2 separate regions of the Mus musculus genome follow, and region 1 is linked to region 2. A link is a contact called in ENCODE Hi-C data. All regions are on one chromosome and are shown on one strand. The core of a region is the stretch at or near the end of the contact, and the rest is flanking DNA. Distances in the headings are between cores, read along the strand shown.

Region 1 (3,270 bases), core at 479-2,978, 97 kb after region 2:
TAGCCATAGACAAGGGGAGGAAACTTCCCTCCTCCCTCCTTCCTCCCCTCCCCCACTTCCCATCTAGCAGTAGGAAGGGGTCTGGCTGAAGAACAAGCCAGTTGTGTGTACTGACCGAGTTAGAAAGGTGTGCCACCGCCTTGATATGCAGCAGCTCTTCAAAGATCAGGTCCAGTTCTTCATCCGTACGCTGACCTGGGCTGCAGGAGCAGAGGAAGCCCTGAGAATCGTGGACCGGAGCCAGGGAGGCGCCATGCCACGCCACCTGCCCGCTGGGGCCTGGGGCCAACTGGCCACTCCACAGCAATCAGTCAAGCCAATGGTTATCAATAGCAGGCTTTGTGGGTGAGCCCCAGGGACGGGCACTGTGCTAAGCACTGTCTGTGGACTGTTTCATTCCACTCTCACGAGGACATGAGCATGGTGATCCTCACTTGACAGAAGAGGAAGGAAGCTGGCTGGAGAGGCCCAAGTCACCCAGTGAGTAGCTAGCTGGTTGGACTAGACTTTGAATCCTGACCTCTTTCTGTCCAAAATCCACATCCTCTGCCAGTGGGTAGGGCCTTTAGATCCTCTGGCCCTACACCCTCAGGAATAGGAGAGATGGTCTGGGATGTGGGGGCTGAGCCTCTACTGCCTAGGTCCTTTCCCCAAGATGAATCAGAGAGTCTATGGAATCTGAACTGAAGGCCATGTGGGAATGGGAGCAGAAGCAGGCTCTTCACTCACGGCTTCCGGAGCGCCACGGTGAGTAGGGCATCAGGCCCTCGCTGGGACAGGAGGGCCATAGCCTCAACAAGCTCCTCTTCCACATCTTGAGTTCCTGTAGGCTCGGGCTCCGGTCCAGGGAACCTGTAGAATTGGGCATCTCGGTCCTGGAAGGTCCAGTCATGTTTTACTGGGGAGCCAAGATATGGCAGAGAAAAGAAAATCAGGTGAGGTGTTGATTGGACTTAATTCTAGCAATATCAGAATGCCTTAATCCAGCGGTTCTCAAACTGTGTATCGATACCCCTTTGGGGGAAATCACATATCAGATAATTATATTATGATCCATAAGAGTAGCAGGATTATAGTTATGAAGTAGCAACAAAATAATTTTATGGTTGGGGTCACCACAACACAAGGGGTCTCAGCCTTAGGGAGGTGGTGAACCACTTGCCTTAAACCTCTCCACAGCTCCCACCAGAGTCCACTCCCCAGGTCGGGTCTCCCTACCCCCCACCCAGTCCTAGTGCCCAATCAGAGTTCAGCTCACCATGACAAAGGGCACCCTCATCCAGCAACACTTGGCAGATGCCCACGGCTTGGCTCCGTGAGTGGACCCCAAGCCCCAGAGCCAAGATCCCATCCACTAGCTCCCGGCCAGAGCAGCAATGCCTGTGGGGAATGGCAGGGGGTCAGAGAATCAAAGTGGGAGGATGTGGAACTCTATCCAAAGGCACCACCCATCCAGGCCCACGTACAGCTCTTCTACACCCCCCACTCCCACCACCCACCACTCCCTAAACCCCCACTCCCCAGCCCACCCCCCCGCACCCCTTTTTAAAGCAGGGCTGGGCCCAGATGCTTGCCGGAGAGAAGGAAAGGGAAGAAGGCAGGCCGGACCCCAACTCACCACTCACCGATATAGTCGCAGATGGTATTTTCTGTCTCGGATGAGGGTAGGGTACGTGGCCAAGAGATGGCGGTGCAGGAGCTTCCCTGCCTTGTGCACATGCTCTGTGGTGGCCTGGGACGAAGCGGGGAAGGGGACCACAGACTTTGACCCTGAACACCGCCCCCTGCAGCCCATAGCCCCTCCCAACTCTGCCTTCCTCAGCTCATACCTGCTCCAGACTCACTCTGAAATCCAGGGAGTCCTCGCTGTTGGTAAGTGGTGTCTGAGGACAGTACGAAGAGTTTGCAGGTCAGTGGGGGCTCTTCGGACTCACGGAGTAGGACCCCTCCCTGCCCCTCTCAGAAGATACCTTTTCCCACACCAGTGTGCGGCAGGTGAGAACCCCAAGATTTCTATTCTGCGCAGCCAGGGCCCACACGTACTCAGGCTGCTAGGCAAACAGGCCCCGTTTGTAGCTGGTCGGGGGTGGAGCTAAAGGAAGTTAGAAGATGTGCTACAAGATTCAGGAGAGGCCAGGGCATGAACACCTTAGGAGGCCTGGGAACACCAGCTTCCGGCAGGGTCTACAGGCTGACCTCAGGCTCAGATCTGTGCCCAACCACAGGGTCTGGACTAAAGCTCTATGTACAGAATCTCTAAAGCGTAAATGAGCGAAACTCTCGAGCTTTTGGAGGGCCCCCACGAGCCGGCACAGAGTGCGTGTTTAACCACTGCCTGGTGTATGGTTGTGCACATATTAGCTTTTACTCTTTAAAAAGGCAGAGGTGTGGCCGTGGCTGACAGGCTTGTTTCTCTCTAGCAGATACTGCAAGCCACAGCCCTGTAAGGGTAGGGAAGGCCTTGGTAGCCCGGAACTGGCTTACCATAGAAACATTGCCTACTGATGCTCTTGGTAACAATGTTTCCATTAGGGGCTCCAAGGCAAAAGTGCCCTGCCGAACAGCCATGAAGGCCCTCACAGCCCTCTTGTCCATCCATCTGAAAATGGAGAGCCTATGCCCAGCTTCCGGCAGGCTGCTCTGTTCTCTACAAGCCCTCTCAAGGCATCCTTTCCAGCTCAGAGCATATCCACCTTCCTGACACCCCCACATCCTAGGTGTGCTAGGCAGACATGATGTGTTCCCTCACGACTTTCAGGGAAACAAGACTGGATGTGAATTCAAGCGCCCTGCATAACATAACCACGCAGGCGCAGGATTGTCAACCAGGTGTGGGTAAATTGGAGCTCCCACCCAAGGCGGTCTCATTTCCATCCATTCTGCCCACCACACCTCCCTACACTCAAGGAGAAGTGCTGGCTGGGGCTGTGGGATCCAAGACCTTTCTCTGAGACGCAGATCCGAGCAGAGGCATCTTTTCCCTCTACCCAAGCAGAGACCCGAGGTCTGACGTGAGTGCCTAGCCCAGCATGGGGTGGAAGTCACTGGGTGTCCCAAGGGTATCTCTGTCCGGGTCACGAGCCCAGGCCGGTGCCAGACACACAGCCCTAGAGACTTAAGGACAGGAAATGAGGAGGAGGAGGAGCCAGAAAGGGAGGCAGAGCAGGAATGTATCCAGCCAGGCCCTATGTTGGAACAAACAGTGCCCGAGTGCTAATGACTTCTTGTTATTTGTATCAAAATGCCCAAGTCAACCTAGCTCCTGTCCCA
Region 2 (3,454 bases), core at 675-3,174:
ATGCATACACATACATACATGCATGCATGCATGCACACATACATGCATACATACACACATACATATACACGCATACACACATATATACATACATACATACACACATGCATACATACATGCATACACACATACATATACACGCATACACACATATATACATACATGCATACACACATGCATACATACATGCATACACACATACATATACACGCATACACACATACATACACACACATGCATGCATGCATACACACATACATATACACGCACACACACATATATACATACATGCATACACACATACATACATGCATACACACATACATATACACGCATACACACATATATACATACATGCATACACACATGCATACATACATGCATACACACATACATATACACGCATACACACATACATACACACACATGCATGCATGCATACACACATACATATACACGCATACACACATACATACACACACATGCATGCATACACACATACATATACACACATACACACATACATATACATGCATACGCACATACATACATGCATGCATACACACATATATACATGCATACACACATACATACATACACACATACATACACACATACACACATACACACATGCATACATGCATATATACATACACATACATACATACATACATAGAGGCAAAACTCTCATATACAAAAATTTTAATTAATATTTAAAATTTTTTAAAAAGATGTTATATTTTATTAAAAGTGCAATGACATACCACTTACAGATTCTTTTATTTTCTCTTTTTTGCTATGTATTTTTTGAAAGGGTTTCTCTGTGTAATCCTGGCTGTTCTGGAACTCCCTCTAGACCAGGCTAGCCTCGCACTCAGAGATCTGCCTGCCTCTGCCTCCTGAGTGCTGGGACTAAAAAGGCCCTGTGCCACCACACGCACCTAACTTTCCAACTCTTAATCCAGCAGTGGCAAGAACTGACTTGTGCTTTTAGAAGTTTGGTGGCTGACGTGGGTAAAAAGATGCTTGCCATGAAGATAAACTGAGTTCTTTCTGTCCCTAGATGTGGGGCACCAACTCCATGGAGTTATCCTATAACCACACCTGTCATTCTCTCTCTCTCTCTCTCTCTCTCTCTCTCTCTCTCTCTCTCTCTCTCACGTATACATTAATAATAAACATTTTTACTTTTACCTTTGCGATAGAGAACGGCTTATAGGGACTAGAAGCAAAGAGAACAAATAGCAGACTAGGGAGATGTTGACTGTAGACTTTACCTCGTTGGTACAGCAAAGGGCTGGGAACTAAGTGAGCTTCAGAGAGGGAACTATGAGGACTTGGGAGAGGGGTGGCCTGGGGGCTATTGCACCAAGGACGGGGATGACTATCTCTAGATCTCTACCCATTCAGGCTGAAAACCACAGGTGGGGAAGTCCTGGAAGATTCAGTGTCTGGTGAGAGCCTGTTTCCTCACATGGTGCCTTCTTACTGCCCCCTTGTGGTACAGAAGGAGCAAGGCAGCTCTCAAGGGCTCCGTCTTTCTGTATTTTCGCCTTCCTAGTTGCTGTGATGCTACCCGGCAGAAGCAATTTAGAGAAGGAAGGATTTCTCTCGCGAGGACACTGCCCACTGTGGCAGCGTTCACAGCCTGGCAGCGGGAGCCTCGGGCAGATGCGTGCTCCATGGCGTCAGCCAGGAACAGCTGGCTGATAACCCTCAAGACCTTTCGCCTGTCAGCTAGGTGCAGCGTCCAGATTACACAGCCTCCCGAAACAGCGCCACCAGATGGAGACCAAATGTCCCGAAACACGAGCTTGCAGGAGATGTTTCACATTCAAACTGTAACATTTCCCAGAGCCAGCCTTCGAGACTCCACAGAATCGTGTAGAAGGGACCCAAACAATAATCTGTTAAAGATAGATTACCATGCACTAAATCTCACCCAGAAGCTTCTGCCCCTTGCTGCCCCCTTGTGGGCACAGGGATGTTGGGCAAGGAGGTCTTAATCTCACACCAGAAATTTCCGGGTGAGATTAAGAATTAAGTACAGAAGATATTTTTAAAATGATTAAAAGCCAGTGCAGTTTTGCATATTTCCACTGCTAATTACAACTGAAAGGACGTCGTGTACAGATCATTCTAAAAGACAATTCTAAACGCCTGGTGCAATGGCTTACACCTTTAGTTCCAGTACTCGGGAGGCAGAGGCAGGCAGATCACTTAGTTGGAGGCCAACCTGGTCTACAGAAGGAGTTCCAGAATAGCCTCGGCTACATAATGAGACCCTGTCTCAAAAGAAGGAGGAGGAGCAGGAGGAAGAAGAGGAAGAAGAGGGGGACAAGGATGAGTGGGAGGAAAAAAGCTGCTAGTAAAGTAGAGAAAAGAAGAAAGACTGTAGCTGGGCAGTGGTGGCACACGCCTTTAATCCCAGCACTTGGGAGGCAGAGGCAGGCAGATTTCTGAGTTCAAGGCCAGCCTGGTCTACACAGCCAGGCCTATTCAGAGAAACCCTGTCTCAAAAAAACAAAACAAACAACAACAACAACAAAAAACCAAAAAAACAAACCAAACAAACAAAAGCAGACAGACTGTCCGGGGACCTTGGGATATGAGGAATACAGTGTGAATTCCCCGAGCTTAGTGTTTTTCTCACATACCAAACAGCTACAAAGGCCGCCAGCAAACTAGAAACACCAATTGTGTGCATTGCAAGAAAGCTCCTAGGATCACCCATAGGGGACCAGCAAGAGCTTTTTCTCATTAGCCACCGCGGTGCAAAGGGTGGCGCTGACATTTTTCCCCCCAGCATTGAAAAGGAAGGCTGTCAGTCAAGAACTCTGGATCCAGTCAAAACATAATTCTTTCGACGCAGTTTTGGTTTTGTGAGCGTTGTGGTTTTAAGCAGTGGTGTCTTTTTAAGTTTCTATTTTGGTGCCCAACCATCGAGTACCATGTTGTGTTCATTAGATCCCTTTTATGAATGTATATGACCCCATTACTATAACTCACTTTTTCTAACGTTTTAATGTAGGGTAATGTCAATGGACAGTCGTGTGATGAAGTTCACAATGTACCACCTATGTACTTAAGAGTTTATGGGGTAAACCAACCAGCTTGAAACGTCACGATGGGCTTAAATGAAAAGCACAGCGCCACCTCCTGGCCAGAAGCTAACAGTGCAGCTGTTTAAAGGGCGCAGTTCTGGATTTACTCAAATCATCACCAGATCTATGAAGTGTAATTTAATTAACGAAATTAAGACTCTTTGGTTTCATAATAGCACATGTAAAGGAGAGTGTAATTAAATCCCAGTGTCTATCACTATAGTATGAAAACCTTAGTCCTGAGTTTGGGTCGTTGTCAATTAGTTTCATTGACCTGTAACAAATTCTCTGATTAACAGTTAGTGTGCTGAAAAGTTAATTCGTGATAGCTTTCTCCTGGTGCCTCGACG

The links. Hi-C counts contacts between places; a loop is a spot of excess contacts on that map.
Region 1: a map of regulatory T cell shows a loop between it and region 2 (2.1-fold over the local background). The contact joins the promoter of Rapgef3os2 here to the enhancer-like site in region 2. A Hi-C loop is called at or near these places in 1 of 37 maps with a recorded cell type or tissue (regulatory T cell).

The regions. Positions count from the first base shown.
Region 1 is chr15:97,759,850-97,763,119 of GRCm38, forward strand. Rapgef3os2 (a long non-coding RNA gene) reads left to right here and starts at 1,729. Exons shown (of 3, transcript XR_384421.2): 1 at 1,729-1,995. It overlaps Rapgef3 (Rap guanine nucleotide exchange factor (GEF) 3), which reads right to left. Exons shown (of 28, transcript NM_001177810.1): 3 at 1,830-1,883; 4 at 1,626-1,732; 5 at 1,259-1,380; 6 at 730-898; 7 at 116-200.
Region 2 is chr15:97,662,355-97,665,808 of GRCm38, forward strand. No RefSeq gene overlaps it. Among named protein-coding and RNA genes, the nearest start is that of Rpap3, 42 kb to the right of the region's middle. Within about 2 kb of position 1,925, at least 3 of the 3 ENCODE cell types and tissues checked have a DNase peak (open chromatin) inside an H3K27ac peak, as active enhancers do.